Regions from separate parts of the Mus musculus genome. Here regions 2, 3, 4, 5, 6 and 7 are each linked to region 1. The links are chromatin loops, found by intact Hi-C in ENCODE. Cell type or tissue: left cerebral cortex. All regions are shown on one strand.

Region 1 (4,000 bases):
TCACGCGGGCGCGCGGCGGTCGGAGGGGGCGCTGTCCGACGGCACGTGCGCGGGCGGGCGTGAGCGCGCGCTGGGAGTGGTCGCGGGGCGGGCAGGGGCGGGGCCGCGGCGGCGCGCGGACGCCGAGCTCGCTCGGGCTGTGCGCGGCTGCGGCTCGGCCACGGGCAGCTGCGGTGGCGGCGGCGGCGGCGGCGGCGGCAGAGCCTAGCGGTCGCAGGGATTCGCGGGCGCGGATCGCGGAGTGTCGCCGGCAGGGACGGCCGCCCGAGGCGGCAGCGTGCGGACTAGCAGACCTCGCCTCCAGCTTGCGGGAGCTGAGGACGTAGCGGGGCCGCCTCCGGGCCAGCCTCTCCTCGCTCTGCCAGCCGGCCCCGGCGCCGAGGGCGCGGCGACGCTCGGCCACCATGGGCTGCACATTGAGCGCTGAGGACAAGGCGGCCGTGGAGCGCAGCAAGATGATCGACCGCAACCTCCGGGAGGACGGCGAGAAGGCGGCGCGGGAGGTCAAGCTGCTGCTGCTGGGTGAGCGCGGCCGTGGGGACGGGGCCCGGGCCGGGGGACAGCGGTGAGCGAGCGCGGCATCCCAGTCCCTCAACAGCGCAGGCGGCTTCTTGGCCGCGGCGGTGACTGTCGCGCGACCTCACTGGCAGCCCAGAGTGTGGCGGGGCGGCGGGACGCGTGGGAATCCGATCTTTGAAGTTGAGCTTTGCCCTCCCTAGATGAGGGACAATTCGGGACCACAAAGCCAAGCACCCCCTCTCCACGGAAACCCGGTGGTGAGAGGTGTCGTGCCGCGTTGCGCTTTGCCCACGCCTGGAAAGTGCCACGTTGGGTGGCCTCGGGGCTCTCTTTGTGGGTCCTCTTCCTCTGCGGGGTCTCAGTGATCTTCCTGTCAACTTCATATGGCGACTCAGTGAGTGGAAAAGAGCGCTGAGATTTTCCCTGCGTAAGGACTTGAGCTGCTCTGGAAGCTGGATTTTGCCTGGGTGGGGGATGGAAACCACCAAAGTTGGCTTACGTTTGCTCTCATAGTAGGAAGGGAAAGAGGCTTCGCGGGTGAAAACAGCCCTGACAGGTGCGAAAGGCTCCTCGACCACAGGGTCGTTCCTCCACTGCGGTGTTCGCTCCAGTGAGGTTTGACAGCTGCACACCATGCTTTCTTTCTTCATTCTTAACACTGTTTTGCTAATAGGCGACGTGAAGGTCTTTCTTCCAGTTTTTTTGAACGGAGGAAAAAAAAAAAAGAGTAGATCCGGATTTTGATTGAGCGATATAAGGAAAATATTCACAGGTTATGGTTTTTTTAGATCTGTGAGTCAGGGTTTTTCCTTTTGTTTGTTTTTCTCCCACACTGTAGGTATTTAGGCAGATGATAGATTTCTTAGAATCTTCGTTTGCACTTCCAGCGATTTGCTTGTGTTCTTCTCACAGTTGTGATAAAAGAGAAACATCGCTGCACAGATCTGCTTTTTAGTAAGCTCCCGTTTCATTGGTTTAACGACTGCAGAAAGATGGTGGTTATTTCCTTCTTTCTCCATTACTAGTAGGCTTAGAAGAAGCAAACTTGGCATGACTAAAAGTAATAATGATCTGAGTCATTTTGCAAGCAAACTGTGAAATAACTTTGCATTTTAAAGACCTGGGTGGTGTTTTTCACCCATCACAGCCTCCCCATAAATCTTTCTCTGTAAATAGGATTGACTGAGTTTTTATATTAAAAAGATACTGTCTTTCCATGAGATCGGCGTGTTTTTAGAATATTAGCCACAGAACCATGTAACTTACAATAAACATAAAATAAAGGGATTAGACAGTTCTTTCTCTGTGGCTTCAGAGCACCTGCTTGGAAGGTCTCCTTGGTTGTAATACTGTTCTCAGTTGGAGCTACCATCCACCACATTTAAAGCAGTTGTAAAATGAGCCCTCCCAGTGATAGTGGCAGCTTATCTTTTAATTAGACACCTATGAAAGATTTGAAAAATGGAATTTTTGCAAGCTTCAGAATGCAAGGTATCTCTTTTTATCACTGTTGACGATTTGAAGTTGATAATTCTTTGTTGTTCTCTGTGTGTGTGGAGGTATCCTGTGTGCTGTTGGATGTTTAGCAATGAAGTTGACCTCCACCCATTAGATGCTAATTGCTGCTCACCCTTTCTAATCTCCTAAAATGTTGCCAAACGCCCCCTGGAGGCAGAAATGTAACCTCTGCGGAGAACCACTGTTTTAGATTAATAATTAAATATAGTTGAGTGTGTAACATGCAGCTGAAGTTGATCTCTCTTACCATCTGTGGGGAGTTAATGAGAGATGTACCAGAGTCCTGATTTTCAGAAGAAATTATACAGTTCTTATTCCTCCAAACCAGTGCATGAGAAGGATTCTAAAGTTATAAACAAGCAAACAAAGAAACAGTGAAGGAATTCCTTTAAGTGTTGTTTCTAGCTTTGAGGTTTTGCTTTCATCTACAACTGTATTTTCTGTCGAGAATTCCAGCCCACCCCTGTCTTCCTGTGCACCACTTCATCCGACACCCTAGTTCCCATTTAAGAGAAAAAAAAAATCCTTGTGTACTTATTTCGCAAATCTTAATTCTTGTAATAGTTGAAAATTTTTTCCCCAAGTCAGACTTAGCAGTGAACTATGACCTTTAGTCCAAATTTGGATGTTTAAGGCTGTGTGCAAGTAACTCTATGGTGTCATCCACCTAACTCATGGTAGCTGGTCAACTGAGATGTAAAGTGGTATCTAAGTAACCCAGCAATACCACCTGGACTCCTAGGAGGGTGTCTTCATCTTCATCTTCATCTGTTTAGTTTTGCTTCTCAATAATTTACTTAAAGATACAGCATAAAAACATTTAAAACAGTCTATTTAGAACATTGCATTTTTTGCATGAAATAATGCATTGTTTTAAATATCTGAAGTGAGAGACTCTTGCATAAGATTTGCAAATAATTAGTAACTATTTGGGTGCTGGGTGTGTAGTATTTACTATTTGAATCATAGGTGTTTCCCTGTTCCCTAAGTCCAGAGATTCAAGCCTGCACCAATAGAGAGGACCAAATCTTGTCTTCTGACCTGAAGGGGATCAGGCTGCACTTTTGGTCACTTAAGTATTTCAGTTTAGTTTCCAGCTTTCAGTATATGAATCAGTTAAGATGCTTACATGATCCATGCAGATATTTAGCACTCTTTCCACTGTGTATGGATAACTGTTCCAGAGGAAAATACCTTTTACTATTACATCTTTGAGAATTCATGATTCTAAGGTCAGTAGAATTACAATTAGGACATTGTTCAGTTAGACTATGTTGGACTCCTGTCATTTATTAAATTGCATTTGGTGATGATTTTTTAAGATAAAAGGTACTAGCTTTAAAAAAAAAAAAGTACAGTTCTCAAGAATTCGCTGCTCAGTTGCAATCTCATTGCAAAGGTTTGAGCTGTATTTTCTTTTATTATAGCAGACGGTACTCTATACTCACTTCCGCACACAAGCAAATCACCCCCAGAAGCCGACTTCCCTCCTTAGCATAGCATACTGTTATAGTTATAGGCTTGGGGTGGGGGTGGGGAGTCGGGTGGGGACTTTTAAGTTTTCTGCTGACGGGCATTTTCTGTTGCCCTTCAATCAGCAGTCCTTCCACTGCCTTTGGACACATACTATGACTTGTGTAGTTGAGGAATTCTTGCTTTATCAGGTTTCCATTTTTCATTGCTTTAGCCATTTCCCAGAGCCTTAGTTATCAGAGAGGCAACATGTTCCCTTGGACGAGTCGACATGCCATTTCCCCCTGGGTTGTGTGCTTCTGTGTCCCTGTCTATTTGTGTTAGTAGTTATTCTAGTTGGAGCTACTGGTTGTGTCATTGTGTGCTTTGCATATGTGGAGTTTCTCTTGAATCCACTTCCCGTCCTCCCACTTCTAGCTCCAGGCTCCCTCTGCCTCACAGCCTCCTTGCTGAAGATTTCTCTGCTTCTTCTTGGCCTTTTCCCTTTGCC
Region 2 (4,000 bases), 66 kb after region 1:
GCACCACATGGTGCTTACATAGAGGTCTTGGTAGTAGGTATGCTGGAAATTGAAGTCTAACTTTGAGCCAAGCTCTTCGGCCCTTCCTTGTTTGTAACACTGTGGTATGCATCCTATAAACAGACTGCAGTCCAGTCCCGTCTTGCATGGTCCCTGTCCCTTTTACCCTTACTGCATGTGTTCCTGTTGACATCTCTAGACACTTGAGGAGTTTTGTGTTTTAAACATTTTGCAAAGTCCTACTATTTTAAGTTTTAGACAGTAAGGACTTACTGATTGTTGATTTAATGATTTATATGATGACTGGGTGACTAGTTGTCATACTTGAGACAAGTTGCCTTGGGTTGTTTGAAACAAAAAGTGAGGTAGAAAGGTTTCTCTAATGCTTTCTGCTCAAACTCTTTACTTCAGGGCTCTCCTGTGGGTGACGACTAAATGTCCAGCAGTCATTGGGAGGTAAACATTCCCGTTGTTTCTCCTGTGACGGGGTCTCACTGTAATATACACTGACTTCACATTCACTCTGTAGCCCAGGCTGGCCTAGAACTTGAGATGAGCCTTTGTCAGCATCCCAGGTATATACCAAGTTGTACCAGGATTGTAACTGTACACCATCACACTGTGTCCACTTACTTCCAGTTAACTTACATTTTGTGAGGAAGAGACTTTTTTACAGTTAACATTTGTTACTGTAGAGTTTTGAGGTTTACAATTTGATGTTATATGGGATCCACAGGATAGCAATATAGTTACTACAATAATGTAAGTTAACATGTCCATTCTCACACATTACAGTTTTTGGGTTATGAGAGGGGTTAAAATAAACATAGTTAACATAATTCCAATAAAATTCAGCTGTATGATTAGTTCTGACATTGGGCATTAACTCCTTGCAATGATTTCGGCCTGTCCTTTGCTTCCTTTCCTTTGAACCATACTTCCTGCTTCTCTGTCCACTTCCTTTATCCCAGGTGGGCATTGTTTAATTTTCTATCTCTGGAGGTTTGACCAACATTTCATTATAATCAGAAGGATACTGTGCTAAGTCAAATAAGGCAGACATGGAAGGAACAGGACTGCATGGTCTTACTACATGTGCAATCTAAAACAGGAAGAGACATTTGAATGCCTTGGGAAGTGTAGTTTATAAGTACAGTGTCCAAAGTTCCTTCTGTGTTTTCTTTTGAGTGCCTTCCTGGAAAGTAGGAAGGAAAAGGGTCTGTTAGGTGACCCAGACTTGAGCGTCTTCACCTCGTCTGCCAAAAACTTTACTGAAATTGACTAAAGGTTACATGATGAAGTATATTTTTTAAAAAGGACTTAAGAATTCTTCTAAATGAAATTATGTTTTCTGTGGTTTAGTAAATAAAAATGGTGGGGTTTCTCTCTCTCTCTCTCTCTCTCTCTCTCTCTCTCTCTCTCTCTCTCTGTGTGTGTGTGTGTGTGTGTGTGTGAGTGTGAGTGTGTAGGTTATTATTTAGTAGGTGACCTTATTGCTTATTGGAACTAGGATAATTATGCTAAGAGTGGCCGCAGCCTGTGGTAGGCTGGTTTGCTAAGGATACGCACGTGTTGCTGGCTTGCATGTATCTCTCTTGTGGTTTACTAAAGAGGGAAACATATGCTTGAATAATGTGTTCCCATGCTGAGAGACTTAATTAGTTTCCATGATGAGTTCCAGCTGAAAAGAAAATGTTTCATGAATTAGCAGCAGGATGAATTCATATTGTCAGCTGGTCTCCTCTGCCGCCATGCCCTGAGACACTTCTCTGCTGCATACTCTGTCATACTTCCATCATTCCGTAAGACTAGACAACAGTACACTGTTCCCCCAGGAGTGGCAGGCAGGCAATTAGTCCAAGAACACTCAGCAAATACTCAAATCAGAAGATGATCAAGTTTATTTATAACATGGCTTCCAAGTATGGTGGTGCCCTCCTGTAATCTCAGTACTTGGCACTGAGGCAGGAGGATCACAGGTTCAAAGCTAGCCGGGGCTGAGTAGTAGAAACCTATTTTAAAAACTCAAAAGGTATATTTACATGTAATCTCCAGAAATCCTGCCCGTGTACTTTAAATAAGTTCTAGATTATTGTTTAAAAAAAAAAAACCTGATCAGAGTGTAATAGAGGTTATTTAGTTCTGTACATAGAATAGTGATAAGAATAACAAAAAGATAAACACTTCTGCATCTCTTCAACACACTCGAACTTTTCAGATACCTTCAACCTGGAGATCAGAGAACCAGCTGTTGTTTGGAAGGATGCTCCTTGGGAATAATGGCTTATTCCTCCACCATACATCGCAAGCTAAAAATAACCTGAGCAAAGTAGCAATTTATGACACCTAGGCTTTGTTTTGTTTTGTTTTGTTTCACTTTAAATTGTTTCTACCTAGGGTCTCTACTATGCTACCAGGATGGTAATTACTACCCATATTCATATCTGAGAAATTAAACATGTGTTTGGTCTTAGTTCAAGATTATGCTAGATTACACCCCAGATATTGAAGACTCAATGTGCATAAAGTGCACGTGAAAGCTCCTTCCATCTGACCTCCTGTTTTCTATTTATAACAGCATGGGTGCGTAAGTCAGCATGGGTCCAGTCAGAGGCTCTTGTTCTGCTTCTCTTCGGCAACAATGGCTGAATGTGGGTGATTACTTGTGGTTCACAAACTGACTGTTAGCCCTTCATCACTGAAGCAGAGCTGGACCAACGTTATATATACACTCGTCCTTTGTTTAGAAATGTGTGTGTGTTGTCCCATACATGCACTGTGGGTATATCTACATCAAAGCCGTGCTGTTCTCCTCCCCTATGTCTTGGTTAGCAAACACTTCCTCAGTGATTATTAATACATACATACATACATACATACACACACACAGATAAAGAAAAGTGTGGCGCTTCTATAAAAACCATGAAGAAAGTTCCCAATTGTGCTGCTTTTCCCCCCTACTTATCTCTTCATCTGTACCATCTCTTGTCTTGTGAAATGTGCAGGATGATGCTCGCCAACTTTTCGTGCTTGCTGGGGCTGCAGAAGAAGGCTTTATGACTGCAGAGCTCGCCGGTGTCATAAAGAGACTGTGGAAAGACAGTGGTGTGCAAGCCTGCTTCAACAGATCCCGGGAGTACCAGCTGAACGATTCGGCAGCGTAGTAAGTAGCCACAGCTTTAGAAGTCAGCTATCATGAAGACCACACTCTAACCAAATCTATCTCCTGGCCACTTGTGCCAGAGAACTGCCTGACACATTAGTGTGAAACTCATGCTTTCTGAGTGACCATATTTGAGTGCTTTCTCTGTCTTATTAACACGTTTGTGGTAGCAATGCTGTTATTACCTATGTTTTGAAAAAGCCTCATGCATATGTCATTTCTAGGTGGAAGCGTACAGAATAGGGCTGTCTTTGTTCCTAGCATACCACCAAGAATGTCACTGAGACTTCCAAAATTCCCTCTGCATTCTTCAGAGCACTTATGCAGCTCTGATACACTTGCTGCATTGTTTTCTGCTGAGTTCTCTGTGCCTTAGGAAGGGTGGTGTGAATGTCTTCCTTAGGTTGAGCCCTCAACTCTTGTTTCTTATCCTCATCCTGGCTATCCACTTGGATCAACGTTCCCTTCCTTTCACTGTAAAGAGAAACTTCTCTGATTAAGGCTGAGAGTAGCTACTATCTCTGAGGATAAACATACATTTTAGAAAAAGGACCTTGATTGTAAGGCTAATCTCTTGAGTAGTAAGTGGAACCATTATCTGTCAATAAAAAGCTGATGTCCTATTAGCAAAAGACAGGAAGTAGAAGGTGGGAGTTCTGGATGAGAGATTGGAACTCTGGGAGATAGATAGTCAGGGGGATGATTTGTCTCCTAGACTCTGAAAAGGAACTTGGACATAGGAAACTAATGAGAGGTAACCATCTATGTGGCAGACATGCAGTCAAATAAAGGGGTTATTTAAGTTATGAGCTAGTTAGGGAACACGCCTAGATTATG
Region 3 (4,000 bases), 78 kb before region 1:
CTCGTCCTCAGGCAGGAAGGAATGTGGCAGAGTCCTGTGACTTTTTTTTTTCAAATAACTGGGTGACCTAGATCCATTTCTATTGTTGTGATAGAATATGGTGACAAGACTAACTCAGGAAAGAAAGGGTTTATTTTAGCTCATGATTCCTGGTCATATCAAATCCACAGTCAAGAGAAGGCAGAATTAATGCATGCACACTCCCTGTTCAGGTGACTCTTTACTCTCATACACTCAAGAGCTCAATACCCAGGAATGCCCACTTTCATGTTGAGTCTTTCCGCATTGATAAGGGGAATGAGAAAAATACTCCACAGATATGCCCGCAGGTTGGATTAATCTAGAACATCCTTTATTGACACTCATCCCAGGTAATTGCAAGTTGTGTTAAGTTGACAATTAAAACTAATTGTTACAGAGGGACAGTCATATTCTTTTGCACACATACGCATTGTGAACATTGTAGGGGTAGAGCAAGAACTAAAGGCAATGGGATTTCATTATTTGAAAGGAGAATTGAGATTATGAAGAGAAAAAAAAACCCCTCTTAAACAGAAAAGGCAATTGAGAGTCTGAATCAACGAGAGCTACAAGGGAGAGAAACACAACATGCTTGAGGCTGATAGAAAAAAATGTCAATTGTTAGTCCAAAATAACTTTGAGAAGGGACTATGAAGTGAGCTATAGATTATATATTTCTTGCCGACTTATATGCTACAACTTTTTTTCTCAGCAAGGTGTAGTGGTGCACATTTTTAATCTCTGAGGTCTCAGCCAGCCTGGTCAACACAGTGTGTTCCAGGACTGCTGGAACTGGGAGGTGGCCCTGTGTGGAAGATGATAATACCTACAAAATGAGGAGGGCACCCACGGGCTTTCACATTGAAACATATTTGGTTCATAGTAGGAGAGCGGTTTGAATTCCACATGGGAATCAGCATAGTCAACAAGGAGAGAGTAGGGAAATCTCTCAGGTGTGTAAGAAGCGCTAGCAAGAGACGTTGAAAACCTTAGTGAATATATTCCTGTCTGCAGTGAAATGAGTGGGACCAAAAACTGAGGCCGTCTCAAAACCACAAGCAAGCAAACCATTTTTTTTCGAAAGATTCTTTTGATATTTAGTGTCACTTCAACTATGGTTAGCATTTTCATTATTTGTACAAATGTAAAAGCATTTTTCAGATGATGTGTTGTAGTTTTTAAGCTAAAAGAGCCCTTCCTTTATACGGCTGCTATTTTTAAATGTCCTTTGCAGTTTCCACTGCTGCCAACTCACTCCATAGTATTTTTAAAGACCTGACTGCATCCCATGCACCTTATTACCTGTAGCTATATGAGGTGAGAATTGGAAGGATCCACAGGAATATACTAAATGGAAAAAATAAAAAGATTATCAAAGAATGAAGTCCTTTCCAATTAATTTAAGACTTCCACACATAAAAGGCAGAAAGGATATGAAGAAAATCCCTACTTAAATGACAATTCTTCAGAGAATTAAAACCTAAACAACCGGAAAAACAATTTTTTTTCTTCTGTTCCCAGGAGCAGAATCTGCAAGCAGTAAATCTCTGATAAGGAAAGTGTGGGAGTAGAACGTGAGGCCCGGGGGTGGAAGATCATGTGGTGCAGCTGCAATTCACAGCCGAACAACTTCCCTTGCTGCTCTTCTGCTAAGGGAATGAGACAGGCAGCATAGTATATATGACTGCACAGCCAACGTAAAATCAAGTTAACCTAGTTGAATGGCCCCAGTTTTTCCTACTACAGATCAATTTTTTTTTCATTAAGAAAAACAGGAATAAAATGAGTGTCATCAGTCATGAGGTAGAAGGCCACGAAATAACATGGGGAATGTTAATGATACAATAATAGAATGGACTGCCTTGTCTGGCCTCAGTGGGAGAGGAGGTACCTTGCTTCAAGTGCCAGAGTGGGAGGAACAATAAGCAAAAAACTAAAATTAAAGGAAAAATAAAATAAAATAAAGTAACACTGTGCAGAATGTTAAATTTGTCTTTTCTCTACAATTCTGTCTTATAGCTATGAGGTGAATCTGGTCACTGCAGACTTTAGTAGCAGGGGGAGGTGGCCTGGTATGGAAGATGACAAAAACTAAAAAATGAGGAGGGCATCCAAGGGATTTCATGTCAAAACATATTTGGTTCGTGGTAGGAGAGCAGAAGAGAAATCAAAAGAATTCCATGTGAGAATCAGCCCAGTGAGCAGGGTAAGAGTAGAGCAATGCTGTCAAGTGTGCAAGGAGCGCTGGCAGGAGGTGTTGAAAACATTAGTGAATATATGCCTATCCTCAGTGAACATTTTCATTGTCCAAGGGGGACCAACATAAAAAGGTAGACAATGAAAATGAAGCCTGTGGTGTGAGACTGAAACTGGGAAGCCACCGTAGTGGCTCCTCCAATTAAAAGCACTTGTTATACAATACTGGTGGCCTAAATTTAATCCCTGGGACTCAGCCAAAGGAGAGAACAGACTCTCAAAGTTGTCTTCTGACAACCACACATGAATGAGGGCAGTACTTGCATTCTCTCTCACACACAACATACACAGTGATGCACAATAATAGGTGATGTGTGATAGACAGACAGACTATCAGATAGAAGATAGATAGATAGATAGATAGATAGATAGATAGATAGATAGATGATAGATAGATAGACAAAATAAAAATTAGTTTGGAATTAATATTAACTTATAGCTGAGATTTCAGATTCATTTGTGTATCCTTGAAGATACTCTAAGAATAAGCTATGTACCATCTCTCTTTCCATCAACCCTCATCTGTCTGTCTGCCTGTCTGTTGATCTATCTATCTATCTACCTATCTAACTATCTATCTGTTATCTGTGTGTGTTTACAAATGTAAATATGTGTGTATTTATACATATCCTTGAGGATGTGCCTTGCATGAAAGGGCTAAAGGCACACTCCCTCTCACAGTTTTCTCTAGGCTAGGGCCAGACCAGAAGCCACCTGATCTGCATAGTAAGACGTGGGTAGATTGTGGATGTTAGACTCTGCAGGCTCCTCTCCACGCTCTATTCCAGCAACCCCTATGGGCCCTTAGAGCATAGTCAGAAGGCAGATACACACACACACACACACACACACACACACACACACACACACAGGACAAATGGAACAGACCATTCCTCGAGCAACTGTGTGTGCTATACCTCAAGTTAAGTATTAGCGCTAATGGAACATGACCCACTGAATAAAACAGAAGGCCAAGAACAAATCACCATGGAGAACTCTCATAAGCTGGATAGTTTATGACGAACATCTCCATTCCTCTCCATTGAAATCTCTGCTCTCAGATTTTCCTTCCATCTTAGATCGCCTTTGCTGCTGCCTGCAGTGCATTCCTGTTGGTGTTCCAGGATCTGCCCTCAACCCTGAGCAATTCTCACGATTCTTGTAAGTGAAACAACACAACCAACCCATCAATGTGAGACCTCCTTGCTTTCCCCCTTTCCTTAACCAGCGGGACATAAAATGTAATCATATTTAACTTAATTCTTTTCTTCCAAATTCCAAAACTTTTACATCTATACCAGCCTAATTATCTTAGAATTCATGGGCCTGAATTCACTTCCTTTCCATTCTCCCTGGGCTAAGTCAATGATTTATTCTGTTTTCAACAGTATGTGTTTAAGTTCTATTATACATTAGCCTGAGGCAGAGAGTTTCTGCTCTTGTATACATACAGTCTTCTGAAAGATAATAAACTGGTTGAGTAAATAATTCACTGGACATGATATGTACATACACACAATCCCATCGGGCTGCCTGAGCTACATAGGGAGTTAAGTGCTAGCCCGAAAAACTTAGTAAGGCCCTGATTTGGAATAAAATTTAATTATATATGGCTAGGGAAATAGCTCAGTAGTGTGGTGTTTGCTTAGTACCACAGGAAATTTTTAATTGACTTTAAATACAGTGTGATTGTGAATACAAAAGAAAACTATAAGAGTTGTCA
Region 4 (4,000 bases), 87 kb before region 1:
GATACTGTAATGGCTCCCACATCAGACAGCCACGCGACACAGCTGGCAAGTCTCTGGGTGACCTCCTCTGCGGTGCACTGTGTGGCCTGTGGCAAGCAAGCTTCTGGGTGTCCACTGTGTGGCATAGAGGCAGGTGTGTGTCTGGATGTCTTCCCGCTCTCGCACTGCCTGTCATAGCAGTAGTGAGGCCTTTATGCGACTTGCTAGCCGGAACAATGCGGTGGCAGACAGGTTTCTGGGCTCTCCCCTGACTCCAACCTCCACCCGCAGTTGGTATGGCCTTTATGAGATATTAACTATTGGATGGATCACAGGGCCCCCAATGGAGGAGCTAGAGAAAGTATACAAGGAGCTAAAGAGATCTGCAACCCTATCGGTGGAACAACATTATGAACTAACCAGTACCCCAGAGCTCTTGACTCTAGCTGCATATGTATCAAAAGATGGCCTAGTCGGCCATCACTGGAAAGAGAGGCCCACTGGACAGGCAAACTTTATATGCCCCAGTACAGGGGAACGTCAGGGCCAAAAAATGGGAATGGGTGGGTAAGGGAGTGGGGGGTGTGGGAGACTTTTGGGATAGCATTGGAAATGTAATTGAGGAAAATACGTAATAAAAAAAAAAAAATAAAAAGGAAAAAAAATGTTATTCATTGGCATTTATTCTTGGTATTTAGGATTAATTACCAAAACACATGTTTTAAAGGAATATTTGAACTTAGATCTTTACATTTAACCAGTTTCATATTAATAAATAATATCATATATACATATATGTAATTAACAATAAATATAAACTTCATTATTTTACAAATTATTCAATTCTACGTATTAGTGTGTCTAGTAGATTGTAATATAGGTAGTGTTTCCTTTTTTTTTTCTTCTGTAAACTACAGATAAAAACATTTTATTTCTACCCAGATAATTTTTTTTAATTTTTTTGATTAGGTATTTTCCTCATTTAAATTTTCAATGCTATACCAAAAGTCCCCCATACCCACCCCCCCACCCACTCTCCTACCCACCCACTCCCCCTTTTTGGCCCTGGTATTCCCCTGTACTGGGGCATATAAAGTTTGCAAGTCCAATGGGCCTCTCTTTCCAGTGATGGCTGACTAGGCCATCTTTTTTTTTTTTTTTTTTGCAGGACCACTTCATGATTTTTTTTCCATTTCTTATTAGGTATTTAGCTCATTTACATTTCCAATGCTATACCAAAAGTCCCCCATACCCACCCACCCCCACTCCCCTACCCACCCACTCCCCCTTTTTGGCCCTGGCGTTCCCCTGTACTGGGGCATATAAAGTTTGCGTGTCCAATGGGCCTCTCTTTCCCTAGGCCATCTTTTGATACATATGCAGCTAGAGACAAGAACTCCGGGTTACTGGTTAGTTCATATTGTTGTTCCACCTATAGGGTTGTAGTTCCCTTTAGTTCCTTGGGTGCTTTCTCTAGCTCCTCCATTGGGGAGCCTGTGACCCATCCAATAGCTGACTGTGAGCATCCACTTCTGTGTTTGCTAGGCCCCGGCATTGTCTCACAAGAGACAGCTATATCTGGGTCCTTTCAGCAAAATCTTGCTAGTGTATGCAATGGTGTCAGCGCTTGGAAGCTGATTATGGGATGGATCCCTGGATATGGCAATCACTAGATAGTCCATCCTTTCGTCACAGCTCCAAATTTTGTCTCTGTAACTCCTAGTGTTTCCTTTTTTATCTACAGCTTCTTCTACCAATGAGTACTAAAGGAGAGTTGGTTGTCAAAGAAAATATCATGATCCACCACGAGGTGGCAGAACGGCATTTGCAATATCGTATTTCAAGCAAGGCTTGAAGTTGCTGATGAAGAAAGGTGAGGGTTGCTGGAAGAATTGTTTAGAGGGTTATAATTTGATATCGTTCCCCAAACATCTCCCCAGTTAATGAACTTGCGTGTCATTAGTTTTCCAACGGCTAGTAAGTCCTCACAGAAACATTTTAAAACAGTGTCGCTGCAAAAATTAATTTGGACTCATCTCTTCTGAAGTTAAAACTGAGCTTCAAGTTCAACTTTTTTCTTACACGATACTACAAAATAGTTAACCATGATGATCTGATGCCTTTATTCAAACTCCGGTTAGTCCGCGAGAGGACTCTGTCCTCAGAAGTCATCAGATACACCCCGTTTCTTCTGCAATAATTAGGTAAGAGGGCGTCAAGAACATATCAAACTTCTGTTTACATGATTCAGAATTTCATAAATAGTAAACTTTGACCCATCTTTAAACCTTTCTGGTTTTTCTAGAAAAGAGTGCTTTACTTGGAATAGATCATACATGTAAAACAGCCCGTTCCTGAAGTTCTGGAAGAAGCAGAGTGATGGTATTTCAGTAGACAAAGGGAGGGATCTATAAAACGAAAGGGTCGTTCATAAGGATGTGGCTGTAATACTGAAATATTTCCCAGTTTTCACCTGAAAACAAATTAGAAAAGAAAGAGAAATCTATAAACTATATTTTCAGAAAAATAGATAATATGCATCTACAAAGACATTTATAATGAGGATAAAAGTCAGGAATGATACAAAATGACAGGGTGATGATAAATCAGGTTCCTCCTACATACCTTTCCTTCTTTCTTTGCTATTATATCTTGTTTTGTTTTGTTTTTTTTAATCATTTCTTTTATTTCAATCCTGGAAAATATTTTTGTTTATATTGAATTCATAGTGACACAATGTCAACCCAAATCCATATTTTTCGTCCTTGTTTCCTTTGTTTTTTTTTTTTGTTCTTTGTTTTTTTTGCAGGGGGGGGGTCTGTTTTAGTTTCATTTTTTAATTTTTAAATTTATTTTTTGCACATTTGTGTATTGTCTGCATTCATGTCTGTGAGAGGGTGTCAGATCCACTGGAATTATAGTTACAGAAAGCCGTGAGCCACCATATTGGTACTAGGAATTGAGCACAAGGCCTCTGGAAAACAGTCGATGCATTCACCTTTAAGCCCTGTCCCCTAGTTTTATTTTTTGGTGATACTAAGTAGATGATAAATTCAGAGATATGGAAAAGCTGGAAATCTAACAGAAGACCTCAGAAAATGTGATTATGTTTCCTAACCCAAGTCTCGGACTAACCATTGTGTTTTATGTGCAGAGAAAAAGCAGGGCTTCATAAATGCCAGGAAGGCACTCTGCAGCACTGCAATATCCTCAGCCCTCAAATGTAGCCATCTTTATTTTCATTTATTTTATGTGTATGATGTTTTGTCTTTCTGAATATATGTGCACTCCTTGCATTCTTGCTGCAGGTGGAGGCCAGAAGAGGGCATCAGATCTCCTGGAACTGGAGTTACAAATGGTTGTGAGTCACCATTTCAATCCTGGGAATGAAACCCCAGTCCTCTGGAAGAGCAGCAGCAAGTGCTCTTAACCACTGAGCCATCTCGCTGGTCCTACATGCATCATTCTTAGTGGAGGAACCCTAGAACACTTCATTAAATTTTTTCAGGAACAAAAGTAAAGTTGCACTCTGTATTGGTCATATAGTAGTCATTTGGTCATATAGTAGTTATATTTCTATAACACCACAGCCTAAGACAACACACATTCACACAGCTTGGGAATCTGCAATCCAGGCAATAGGTGTTCTGCTGGGAGTCTCACAAAGTACCATCAAGATATCTATCTACTAGGGCTTCTGTGTCATCATTAACAGTAAAGGGCTGACTTTGGGAGGGCCAGGATTGCATTTGCAGCTTTCCTTTTGGTCTGCCTGAGTTTTATCCAGGTCTCTCTGGTCCTGAGTGTTCTTTCTCCCAAGTCTTCAGTGGGGACAAACTACAACGTGGCAGCCACTTCAGAGCCAGTAAGGGAAAGAGTGGAGCAGGGGAGTAGCTCTCCAAGAGAAGCAGCACTCCCTCTGTGTGCCTGCTCAACACTCATCCACGCATCACACCATTGCTGCTTTTCTGTTAGCTGTAAGCGAACTAGACACCATGCCCGCAGGATGTGAAAATGACTG
Region 5 (4,000 bases), 87 kb after region 1:
TATGTGTGTGTATGCACACAGGATATCACACATACACACATGCCACAGAGTGGGTGTGGAGAGGATCCAGGCGCTGAACTCAGGCTGCTAGGCGTTCTCTGGGCCATCTCAAGGACCCAGATGTGCTGTGTGTGGAGAGTACTTTTGATTTTGCTTTATAGTTACTCTAGCTGTAATCAAATGCTTAATAAGAATGATTTATTAACATTTTTCCCTTTGAGAAAATTAACTGGTAACATTTTTTTTCCTCCCACTATGTCCCTTTTCTCCTTTCTTCCCATCCCACAGCCTCCAAGCTATGTGAAACTTTTTTTTTTTGGCATTACAGAACTCGGAGCTTTTGAACATTTAATGTGGTGTCAAATCGTACATTTTCCTCTTACAGAATGTTTGACGTGGGAGGTCAGAGGTCAGAGCGGAAGAAGTGGATCCACTGCTTTGAAGGGGTGACCGCCATCATCTTCTGTGTGGCCCTGAGTGACTATGACCTGGTTCTTGCTGAAGATGAAGAAATGGCAAGTAGAAGCAGCTGTAGGGGTACAGCCTGAAATGTCCAGAGCTGCACACGTTGCCAAGACCTTAGCTGAGGAGCCTTGAGAAGTCCTTGCTCATGAACGAAGTATTTGCAAGTTCAATTTCTTTGCTTCAGCGCCTCTGCTGCAGCCCAGAGGGCACCGATGCTTAGAAGGCACAGGTGTTTCTCCATCCATCTACCTGGGAATTGCCTGCATCTGCCCAAAGGCTCATATTTCCCCATGAGTTACTCTGTCGGTCTATAATCTTCCTTATATGTTATACTTCTCTAGTTATAGAAAAACAATTTTCAAGTAACATCCAATAAATATACCATTACTCTAGGAAGTATTTTCTAATACATTGAAAACTCTGGCACTTATAAACATATGAAAATGATGGGCAGGTTTCAGGTTTTTCTAAATCAAGTTCATACCGTCATCAGTCATGGGGGGAAATGGGGCATAACATACATTTTTTGCATTTCCCCACTGTAAAACGTGTCAGTGTCCTCTTTGAACACAGCACGAAAGGATAGAAAACAAGAACTGGAAGTCATCTTCTCTAACATCCACTGTGCTGGGCTAATTGGATTTCAGCTCTCTCCATTTGACACAGTGCTCTTAAAGCTTCCACCTACCTCCTAAGCAAAGCTTAGATGGCCTGTGCAGCAGTGACATTTCCTCCATGTGTTCCCATGTGGACATCCCTTGACTGTGACATCCTATAGCTCTCAGGCATGAGCCAGTGATGTTTGAAAGACATTGAACAAGGTGCCCGCTAACATCTATGTTGTGCTTGTCCAGAAATGACAAAGAATGTAGTTAGTATTCTGGAATTATTATCAGCTCTAGAGCACAGATCTGACTAGATAGAAGCCACAACCACTGTACCTGGCCAACTGTCACCTGATAAGTCTAATTAGAAGATGCTGGCCAGGAAGAAGAGGGAAAAAAAATCATTCATTACAGCCTTCCTGGGAGAACAGGGTATCTGCACCCTAGGCTGTTGTTAGAAGCTGAGACGAGCAAAAGAAAAAGCCGGAAGCACTGGGTGTGCATGGTCCTAGTGTCTGGGTCGAACTGTGATCTGGTCACATTGTCACAGCCCTGGTTGTGCAGGGTCTCCAGCTGTTGTCTAGTATATTGTTGTTGCTTGAGGAGAGGGAAGGCATTCGGGTTTTTTCATCAGGAGTTAATTGCTTTCACCCCGGGGCCAGCTTCCCTTCCATCACAGGGAGTAAACCTTTAAGGCTCTTTCTTCTTCACTTTGAAATAAGCCAAAGTGACTCAGACAGAACAGGTTAGAGACAAAATTGGAGTTGAGACACCAACTGGGACATCCTTCAGGGTGTTACGTGCTTTTCAGCTGAAAGGATCTGGCAGTTGCCACATTTGTTCTTTTTAAAACAGATCCTCAGAAACTGCACTGTTCATGAAAATGATTTCTTTTTTTTTTTTAATTACAGAACCGTATGCACGAGAGCATGAAGCTGTTCGATAGCATCTGTAACAACAAGTGGTTTACAGACACGTCCATCATCCTTTTCCTCAACAAGAAGGACCTCTTCGAAGAAAAAATAAAAAAGAGCCCCCTCACGATATGCTACCCAGAATATGCAGGTATTTCACTCTCTTAGAGTAACCTAGCAAATCCTGTGCTTCTGAGTGAAATTCCCCCTATGGCAAGATTTGCAGGTGTTGGTTTGAATTTATTGATATGCTAATTCTTTCACTGGAGGGTGTCATACTTTTCAAACTGCATTTGAGCACAAATAGTCCCTTAAGGTGTGGAGAAGTTTTTCTGAACATCCCTGGTTTGCTTTGTGAAAAGGCTTGGAGGTAATTTCCAGAGATGTCTCCATGTCTCTGTAAATGTAAAGACTGACTTGTTAAAAAAAAATAACCAGATCACAGATTGGATAAACAAGATAAGATCTGTCTCTGCTCACTATCTTCTCTCAAACACATTCATGATAAACAATAGCAGTCACCCTGCTTCTAAGAGGGACCATGAATATTACTGTAAGAAGACAAGTGAAGAGGAGCCAGAGAGGCAGCCACTTCCTCCACGGTGCCAGGGAAACTTTGATAGGAAATCCAGGCCTTAATAGTGAGACTCTCATAGACAATGTACCTCTGTGAGTAAAGGCCTAGCTTTTACAAAATTTGGTCTGTGATCTCAAACAAAGCAGATACTTTATCTATGTTCCAGTGCCTCATCTATAAAATTAGGAACTGGGTTAAAACCTTGGTTTTAATTTGGTTTACTTCCTTGGAGCACATCCCAAGCTGATATTGAAAGCAAGTCTGGTGTTCACACTTATGAGCCCCAGTCTTGGGGGATGAAGAGGAACATCAGTACTTCAAGGCCATCCTGGTCTACATAGAACGTCCAAAGACAGATCAGGGTATATGAGAACCTGTTTCCAAAACAAAAAGTGAATACCAGGACCAGAGCTATCTATCCCCACACACCCTTCCAGTCCTCATATATAAGCAAAGTAAATTGGTTTTCATATATATATTTATATCCATCCTGTTTCTTTAAAATATAAGACTTTCACTGGTTTGTATGAACTCTAAATCTAAAATGTAAATGTTCTTAACCTTTTCCTCATTCTGTTTGAAAAAGCAAAAAATAATTCTCCAGAACTTCTCAAACTCTAAATAAAATTTGAGTCAATGCTGCACTGAACTGGTTGTTGGTGGGCATTGCGTGAATGCTGCTTCCAAGTTGACGCTGAGCAGCCTGTTGGCATTGGTTCTTGGATAGCCCTGCTCAGATATAGTCCATCTTGAGACCCCAGTGCACCACACATCTGCACCTAGGCCTGCACCAAGCAGTTAATTAGGGTCTCAGTGGAAGCAGAAAGGACTTGTTCCTTGGTAAACACAAGACTATTACATAATCATTTGATAGCCCAAGTGCTAAGATTATAATTTCAGATCTGCACTACTTGCTCTAAGAATTGGTTCCGTTGCTTCCTGCATCACCATGAGCACTTGGTTCTTACGACTATGAGCCTTTATGTTTTATGGATAAACCCTGTGTAGCCCCCACCTGCTTGGGTGTATCCTGCCTCTGTCTGCTGACTTGCAAAGCACCTCCTCCTTCTTCATTGTAAGTTGCCATTTCACCGGGATCCATTTCCAGTCCTTTCATGGTCATGCTGGCTGTTGAATTGTGTTGTCAGACCCTGAACATCCCTCTGCAGCCCCTTGCCTCTGTTTCCAACTGTTTCTTGAATGTGGTTTTTAGCACTGAAGCATAAGCCAAGCTAATCTCTCCTTCTCCTTTGACTGTCTCATAAAGTTTCCAGTTTTGAAGTTGCCCTCACTCAATCATATATTCTTTCAGGAAAGTTCCCATGGTAGACAGTACCTATGCTCCCACCATGAATGTGTACACACTGAAACACATATATGCCCCCCCCCACACACACACACACACTTTGTTCTTGTTCAGACTGAAAGTCAGATCAAAG
Region 6 (4,000 bases), 270 kb after region 1:
CTTTTCTGTTGATTTTGCCAAAAAGCCAACTCTTTGTTTCATTGATTCTTTGTATTATTGTCTTCATTTCTATTTCATTGATTTTAGCCCTTAGTTTTATAAAACCTTGTTTTGTACTGGGCAGAGGATCATAGAGCAAAGGGCAATAGCAACAGGTTTCCTGCTACAGAGCTGGAAATGATACTGAGGGAATTTGATCTCAGAAGCAGTAGGAGAGGTTGCCTGCTAGTTGCCTTGGGAGGAGCAGCCTTGTTGTTAGCAGGAAGTGCCCTCTGGGCTTGGGGTCTGGGACAAAGCAACAAGCAGAGTTAGGAAGGCTAGAGGGGGAGGAGCTGTGGTACGCAAGGGAGACAGAATGGGGGACAGGGTCAGGGAAGGCTGCTGAGGGAATACTGCTGCAGAGCTGAGAATGAGACAGGATTAGGTCTGTGAGACCAAGGAAGAAGAAAGGTGCTGAGAGCCGTCTACCTGATTTTCTGGCAGTTATGGCCTTATGTTAACAAGGGGTGCCTGCTGGTTAGGGGGCTCAGATTAAATGGCTGAGCTGAGGGAGGGAAGTTAAGAAGGGATGGACTGTGGGGTCCAAGGAAACATAGGCAGTAGGAAAGGACAGATACACAAGGTGGTCTTTTGTGAAGCTGAGTATGAGACTCAGAGATTGGACTTGCTGGGGGGAAAGAAGTGGTGAGGGTCTTCAGCCTACTTGTTTCCCTGTTCTGCTTAGCTGGTGTATTTCCCATGAAGGCCTGCTGGTGCTGGAGGCTGAAATACTGGACTGAGTTGGGGGGAATGTTTGGGGCAGAGGATCTTTGAGATCCCTAGGGGATGGGGTCAGATAGGAAAGAGACTATAGTAGTCTTTCTGCTACAGAGCTGAGGGGGAATTGGGTTTCAGGAACAGTAGAAGAGGTGTAGGTTCCCCAAATGTTTTTGGATGATTATTTAATCTTTAGTATAAAACAAATATTAAGTTTTTATTGGGAGCAGGTACAAAAGCAAAACAAAACAAAACAAAATAACAAAAAACAAAAACAAAAACCAACCCACAGAGTACATTATTTTTAAAATTAGGTGCAGGCACCAGAAGGAGTGGATAAGGGTGGTATCCAGATACTGTGAAAACATTAATATAAACCAGGTCTAAGCCACACATCAACATGGGTGTTTAGATGAGTTTTGTCATCTAAGCTTAGCTTCCTAATAGCTAAAATGAGGATATTTGTTCTATTTAAAACCATTGCAAATTAAAAATTAAACCTCTTTCACAATGCATGGGGTACTTTCTGGTGGTAAAATTATTTAGCATTATTCTTAAAATTATTTAGATGATTATTCATTTTAAGTTCCTTCCTATTAATAAAATAATACTATATGGAAAATAATTAACTCACATCTCATATAACAATGAACAAATAAAAAAACCTTAGAAGACCATTTAATTTCATCCACTAGGAATCTCACACATGATATCTCATAGAGAAATTAAGAAAAATTAAAATATGAAAATCCCCATACCATTATAATGAGCGTAACTCTGAATCTTTGGGGAGTTCTCTGGATGCAGAACATACATACATATACTGTGTGCATAATTCCTTTTCATTTTTATCATTGTTACTTTTATGGCTTTAATTTTATTAACACCCAGTGTGTATGAACTGTAGTTTAAACCACATTGTCTCCGCTGGAAATGGCAGAAGCTGACCATCCTGTATCTTTTGCGTGAGAGATTTAGACACAAATGACCAGTTTTCAGAAGGTGGAGAAGGACAAAAATGCAAAGTAAATCCATGAGTGCTTGGTTGAAATTAGGTGGAGCCGACTTAGACGTTCAAAAGGAGATGCTAACTCGATGGAAAATTCTTTTCTGGTCCTGCCCCACTGTTAGGTTGATTTAAATAGTGAGTTTTTAAAGAGCCCTGTAATCTAACTGCCAGAAAGATAACGCATTGGGGGCAATTTAAAGGGAGAAGGGATTATCTTTCGTATGGTTTCAAGTATAGCACACCCTGGTGGAGAGAATACGGTAGAGTTCATAGCAGAGGGAACCTTTGGCAGGGTTTCCTAATAGTGTGGGCTCAGGAAGCACAAAACTCAGGTCAGAACCAGAAACAGTTCGTTCAGGTCCCAGCCCCCACAACTCACACCTGCTAACAAGGCTGCATTCCTTTGTCCTTGACTTTCTAAAACAGCGCCACCAAGTGTTCAAACACATGAGCTGTGAGGGATCTTTCAGACTGGACCAAAGCAAGGACCCATTCAGTCGAGAAATTGTTAATCAAAATAGTTTTCTTCCCCATTCAATACACATGTTACTTTGCTGCAATGCATTTTCATGTGTGTTCAACTAAAAATAGACTGCAGGATGGAGAATGCAGTTATTTTTTTCCCTCAGTATAAGCTGCATCTGTAGTCTGAAGTGCGTCACTTTAATTCTGCCATCTGGTGGTTGAAAATATTGATGCTCTTGCCGTCTGTGAATCTATGTTAATTCGACTTATACATGTACCAATTTACATCTCCAACCAAGATATAATGTGCCATATATGAAATTGGCATACATTTCAGAACTGTGGATTACACATAGAAAATGAATTATGTATCTCATTTCTGCATTTTTCATGCAAAAATCTATGCTGACTCATGTACTATTTGCACATGAATATAATCCTATAAATGGTGTTTTTATTTTATTTTTTTGATGGAGATAGAGTTCTTTATTTCCATTTTGGCATACTCTAAAAATACTTCCTCTGTATTTGATTAAGTATATGTTGTTAGAATGTCATTTAATTGAGAAGTCAGTTTTCATATAAATTACTAATTTGGGCTAATTTTGTATTAAGAATAGACCATTAACAAAAAAATACTATATGTAAAATGAAAGACCAAATCTAGTGTCATGGGCCTGTAGTTCCAGTGATGGGTGGGTGAGACAGAAGGATTATCAGATACAGAATCTGGCTTGGCTCCAGTAAATAAAAGACAAGTCTGGATAGCATCATGAGATTGTTTCAAAATTAAAAAAAATAAAAAAGTAAAGAGAGGACTGGGATGTAGATCAAAGCCAGGAGACTTTCCTAGCACACACAGGATGTAGGTTCAATTCAAATACTGAGGGGAAAAGATGAATAATTATGACTTTAAGTTTTATGGCTTGGAGTGTAGCATACCCACCCACCCTCACACACACGCACACACACACACACACACACACACACAGAGAGAGAGAGAGAGAGAGAGAGAGAGAGAGAGAGAGAGAGAGAGAGAGAGAAACAGGGAGACAGGGAGACAGGGAGACAGGGAGAAAGAGAAGAGAGAGAGAGAAGGAGGGCTGGGGAAGGGAAGCAAAGCCACATTTATTCAATGATTTCAGCCTTTATTCCTTCAGTTTGCAATCCATGGTTTATTGTTCACCTTGCATATTAGGAAAAGTACGGAAACATAGCAGGTGTAAGTGTAGTAGGAACATGAGAGACTAAAGCTTACAGGCATACGTAAATAGAACTTGGCCCTTCTCCTCAACTCAATTTCTAGGTCCTGACCATATTGTTATTGAAGCATTTTGCTGTCACTGGTTCCCAGAACACCCCAGTGGCTCCCAAGAGGGCTTTTCACAACTGCAGGGGTGAACTTCTCAGCCATGTGCTCACTCGCCTGGCTTGTTTCATTGCGGAAACTCTGCTGCTTATGCAAGAAGAAAGAAAGACTCAGGATGAATATAAATATTTTTCAATACTGGCTGAAGCTTTTGTTTTTGTTATTGTTTCTTTTGGAGTATGTGAGTTATTTTTTCTATCACAGAAGATTTAACAAATTAAATAACACTTCAGGATGGTTTTCTTGGATGAACTGATGTCATGCAGTGGTTAGTATCTTAGAAGACTCATCTACAGTGGGATAGTGACTTCACCTGCTCTCCTTCCCCTGTAACCTCTGGCTATTCATTCACATTTTTATCACTAAAGGTTCTAAAAGTTTAACAGCTGAAGATATACATT
Region 7 (4,000 bases), 52 kb after region 1:
TAAGTGGCATAAAATGTGGTGGATGCACACGCACTTTCGTGAACATGCTAGACGTGAACACGTGTGTGCTTTCGGAGCTGGAGATACTTAAGTGCTTATACTGAATTAGAAAATCCTTATTTTGTTTTCTAGGTGCTGGGGAATCTGGAAAGAGTACCATTGTGAAGCAGATGAAGTAAGTAAATGGAAGACATTAGATACGTTTTTATGACTCTAAGTGACCTCTGTAAGGAAGTGTTCTTCTTTCCCTTTGATCTCGGTAGGATTATCCACGAAGCCGGCTACTCGGAAGAGGAGTGTAAGCAGTACAAGGCAGTGGTCTACAGCAACACTATCCAGTCCATCATTGCCATCATTAGAGCCATGGGGAGGTTGAAAATCGACTTCGGAGACTCTGCTCGGGCGGTAAGGCATTCAGTGTGTTGGCATGGGTCTGATGACTAACTCGTGGGATGCTGCTGCATCCGTAGCTGTATAGCTGAGGCCAGACAGCTGTCCAGAATGCCTCATGCAAGAAATCAAAAGGACAGATGTGAGTCTGGAGCCTCGGAAGTAAGGGAAGTAAGAAATACACAGACCTGCACTCTCCACCTTCTGCTGTTTTCCCTGACTTCTCCAGCCTCTTCAGACATAGCTGAAGTAATTTCTATATAACATAGATATTAGAGTCTTAGTAACATTTTCCCAGCCCTACAAAACACCTGGGCAAACCCACTCAAAGTGGGGCAATTTGCTGGTGGCACACAGCATGAAAGGTTTCAGACCACGATTGGCAGACTCCATTCCTGTGGTCTTTAGGCAAGGCTAAAACATCATGGTGGGGAGGGAGATGGAACAATGGATTACCTCATGACAGGCAGGAGGTAGAGAGAGACACAAAGAGGACAAGGGACAAGATATTCTTTTCAAAGACAAACAGTGACATGATTCCTCCAGCTTGCTTGGCCCCATTCTAATTGCATGTTCACCTATGAATTTGGCAGCAGTTTAATTCACTAGTGATGTTATATTTGCCCCATCCAGTCATGTCAATAGCCCACTAGTTAGAGAACAAAAACTCAGCAAATGAACATTTATAGCCATTTTATACTCAAACCATAACACATAGATACCTCTGTGCCTACAAGCTCATATGCAGTTACCATCAATAAAATAAAATGCCAGAGGTAATTAGCTTAACAAGACAAAAGGTTTACTTTGCCTCAGATGTTTAGATATTTTAGTCTAGCACTTGACTTGCTGAGGCAGGAGGATTGCTGCAATGAGGCTGGCATGGATTACACAGTGAGTACTAGGACAGCCAGGCCAGGACTACACAGCAAGAAAATAAAACAACATTTCAGCACTGGCATGATCTCATTATTTGTTCTTGGGCCTAGACTAAAACAGTGACTGAACCCTCAGTAATGAAAACGGTATGAGTTTGCTTATCTTTGGGACAGGAAAATACCAGCTATTTAAAGACATGAATCAGAGTTTCAGAGCTAAGTGGGATTTCAGCAGAGCAGCCAGTGCTTGGTAGAGAAGCTGGAAGGCAGGAAGGAAGCTCATGGCAGGGCAGCAGCAGGCCTGGAGTGCAGCAGGCTTGGTGCTGGCTGAGGCTCTCTGTGCTGGCTCCCTCCACTCATCCACAGTATCCTTTCCACAAGGCACTGTCTTCTCCTTTCTCTCTATTTGATGCTTACTCTGTTTATTTGAGGATCTTTACTTGTTATTGTCCACACATCACTGAGAGGATGTTCTGTCATTTCTACACCAAAAATATTATGATATATGAAAAAAATACAGTCTGGTTTCACTTGTATGTGAAATCTGAAAAAATGTACAACTCAAGTCTCAAAGAGAAAGTAAAACAGTTGTTAGTGGGGCACAGAGTAAAATGGAGGGAAATAATGGGGTGTAGTGTATTTTAAGAGATTCGTATGTAGCAGGGTACTCACTACTATCATAAAAACGTAACATTCATCATTTCTATAATTACTGACTTTGCAAGTTCCTGAATACAGGGCTGGGTGAATATTGCTTGGTGCTATAGCACTTACTGGCCTTGACTATGTGGGGCCCAGAGTTTGGCCCCCAAACTACCAAGCCTACAAAGTAGCATATATGTAAGGTAAATCTAGAGAGGGAAGGTACAATGTTGAGACTGTGGTCAAGATCATTCTAAGTAATTAATTTATCATTTATTCATTCAACACTCTCAGAGCACTTGTTAGGTGAATAAATGATAAATGCATAAATTACACTGGATGAATAGTAGATGAGACGGAATATTCTAGATATAATCAAATCTTTTTTCAGGAGGAAATTTAGAGGAATGTTATGAATTATTAAAAATTATTTGGAAACACTCTTGGAAATACCACTGACTTCTTAATCTCTGTTTAAAAGAATGGCGCAGACTGAGATTAAGGAGAGAAAGTAAACAGAAATTGTACTTTATAGCAGTTCCAATTATGGCCACTGAAAACATGCAAATTCATCTATGTAAGTTGGTTGTTGCAGCTCAAGCCTGTAATCCCAGTGTTTGGGAGATATGAGGCAGGAGGCACCTCTTGAGTGAGGCCAGGAACTTAATAAGCTATATCGTGAGTCCAAGGTCACCCTGGGCTACAAAGTGTAGCCTCGAAGCCTCGTCTCAGAAAACCGAACCAAACTCAATAGCGCCCCACATTCCCAGTCCTGGGAATCTCCTACAGTGTCTGCAAGAAGAACTAACTGCTTCAGAGCCGCTTGGAGCCTAGGTTTTGGTGCTTCAGGGACAGTGCAGGCAGTTTTATGAGAAGCCGTTGATTTTTCCTACCTGTCTTAGAACAAATTCTTTCCAAACCTTTCTTGACAGATCCGTGTGCTTAGCCTTAGGAGTAAATACTCTGAATAAGTGTGCTGCTTTATGGTTAGTCGCTCTTCGGAAGCTCTGGCGTCAGCATAGCAAGCCTTCATCACTGTCTGTTTTCTGAGGGTTACACTGACTTAGATATGACCAGCATTCCAACTTTCAATAGCTTATAAATAAGGAAGATTATCAGTTTTGCCTTTTAGTTTTTCCCTGATATTCATAATCATTTATCTGTTTGTATTTTCCTTGTGAACCCTCTGGGTACTCTCACTTTTGTTAAATTGTTTTTGGGAAGGGTTTTCTTTGAGTATGAGAGATATTCACTCTTTATGGTTTGTTTCTTACCAAAACTTTTATTTATTTTTGCATTAATTCTGACATTTTTGTCTTGGTCTTGATATAAAGACAATACTCATAATTACTGTAATTAGTATTCTCTTGTTAAGTCAAGGTCTCAGGTATCCCAGAATGGCATCAAACTCATTGTATAGCCAAAATGATTGTGAACTTAGTACTTGTGTGCTTGCATCTGTGCACGTCCCTGTGCATTTGTGTGTGAGGTTAACGTCCTCTTTTGTCTTCTTCCCTTGCTCTCCACCTTATTTTTGGGCGCAGGGTTTCACACTGAATCTGGAGCTCAGTAATTCAGCTTGCTCGGGTAGCCAAGATGTTCCAGGAGTCTTTCTCAGTCTTCCCCAACTGCAAAGTGCACACAAAAATTCATATTGGCATGCTGAGCTCCTTCTGTGGGTGAGAGGGACCTGGACCAGATCCTCAAGGCACACAACAGCTGACACAGCTTCTCAAACATTATCTCTTAGTATTGTCAATAATACTATGGATTTTTTTCTAATCTATTTATCCACCTATTAGGGGGTGTTCACTATTAAACAGGATCTAAATATGTCATAATTTGTCTCTTGCATTATTGCCACTTATTAAGTAACCAGTCCATTTCTGATGACTTGAAAGTACTACCTTTAGCGGTCAATTGGGTGTGCTTAGAGATGCCTTCCCCACTGATGTGCTTTTGGTTTTCCCAGACCAGCCCCCAGATACGTGATTCAGTGTCTCTCATCATATTTAATTATATGGACTAGAATAGAAAAAAAAAGGAACAACTACTTCATAGAATTTTTAAAAGATAAAATCAGTAGTGAT

What was found. A loop is a pair of places that touch in the nucleus more often than their neighbours do. Peaks named below come from ENCODE experiments on the same cell type or tissue, not always from the same donor. Only the 100,000 strongest peaks of a DNase experiment are listed, where the experiment ranks them.
Region 2: a loop joins it to region 1, with 2.6 times the contacts of the local background. A loop is called at or near these places in 2 of 42 quality-filtered maps.
Region 3: it touches region 1 in a loop (3-fold over the local background); 8 of 42 quality-filtered maps call a loop at or near these places.
Region 4: it touches region 1 in a loop (3-fold over the local background); 8 of 42 quality-filtered maps call a loop at or near these places.
Region 5: it touches region 1 in a loop (2.4-fold over the local background); 2 of 42 quality-filtered maps call a loop at or near these places.
Region 6: a loop joins it to region 1, with 8 times the contacts of the local background. A loop is called at or near these places in 8 of 42 quality-filtered maps.
Region 7: it touches region 1 in a loop (2.2-fold over the local background); 3 of 42 quality-filtered maps call a loop at or near these places.

Annotation. Positions count from the first base shown.
Region 1 is chr5:18,356,574-18,360,573 of GRCm38, reverse strand. It overlaps Gnai1 (guanine nucleotide binding protein (G protein), alpha inhibiting 1), which reads left to right and starts at 161. Exons shown (of 8, transcript NM_010305.1): 1 at 161-522. The coding sequence starts at 405. In left cerebral cortex, CTCF peaks have their summits at 5 and 2,182 (motif pointing left); DNase peaks (open chromatin) are centred at 898, 1,536, 1,926, 2,141 and 2 more places; H3K4me3 peaks cover 3,388 bases; H3K27ac peaks cover 1,348 bases.
Region 2 is chr5:18,290,626-18,294,625 of GRCm38, reverse strand. It overlaps Gnai1 (guanine nucleotide binding protein (G protein), alpha inhibiting 1), which reads left to right. Exons shown (of 8, transcript NM_010305.1): 4 at 3,006-3,163. Among named protein-coding and RNA genes, the nearest start is that of Gnai1, 68 kb to the left of the region's middle. In left cerebral cortex, no CTCF peak of the experiment used is centred here; a DNase peak (open chromatin) is centred at 1,701.
Region 3 is chr5:18,434,182-18,438,181 of GRCm38, reverse strand. No RefSeq gene overlaps it. Among named protein-coding and RNA genes, the nearest start is that of Gm31752, 59 kb to the left of the region's middle. In left cerebral cortex, no CTCF peak of the experiment used is centred here; a DNase peak (open chromatin) is centred at 1,612.
Region 4 is chr5:18,443,957-18,447,956 of GRCm38, reverse strand. No RefSeq gene overlaps it. Among named protein-coding and RNA genes, the nearest start is that of Gm31752, 49 kb to the left of the region's middle. In left cerebral cortex, a CTCF peak has its summit at 1,788 (motif pointing right); a DNase peak (open chromatin) is centred at 1,780.
Region 5 is chr5:18,269,961-18,273,960 of GRCm38, reverse strand. Gnai1 (guanine nucleotide binding protein (G protein), alpha inhibiting 1) reads left to right here. Exons shown (of 8, transcript NM_010305.1): 6 at 386-515; 7 at 1,982-2,135. Among named protein-coding and RNA genes, the nearest start is that of Gnai1, 88 kb to the left of the region's middle. In left cerebral cortex, no CTCF peak of the experiment used is centred here; a DNase peak (open chromatin) is centred at 1,841.
Region 6 is chr5:18,086,425-18,090,424 of GRCm38, reverse strand. No RefSeq gene overlaps it. Among named protein-coding and RNA genes, the nearest start is that of Gnat3, 130 kb to the right of the region's middle. In left cerebral cortex, a CTCF peak has its summit at 2,229 (motif pointing left); a DNase peak (open chromatin) is centred at 2,424; H3K27ac peaks cover 565 bases.
Region 7 is chr5:18,304,958-18,308,957 of GRCm38, reverse strand. It overlaps Gnai1 (guanine nucleotide binding protein (G protein), alpha inhibiting 1), which reads left to right. Exons shown (of 8, transcript NM_010305.1): 2 at 133-175; 3 at 264-405. Among named protein-coding and RNA genes, the nearest start is that of Gnai1, 53 kb to the left of the region's middle. In left cerebral cortex, a CTCF peak has its summit at 2,464; DNase peaks (open chromatin) are centred at 358, 1,498 and 3,500; H3K27ac peaks cover 1,628 bases.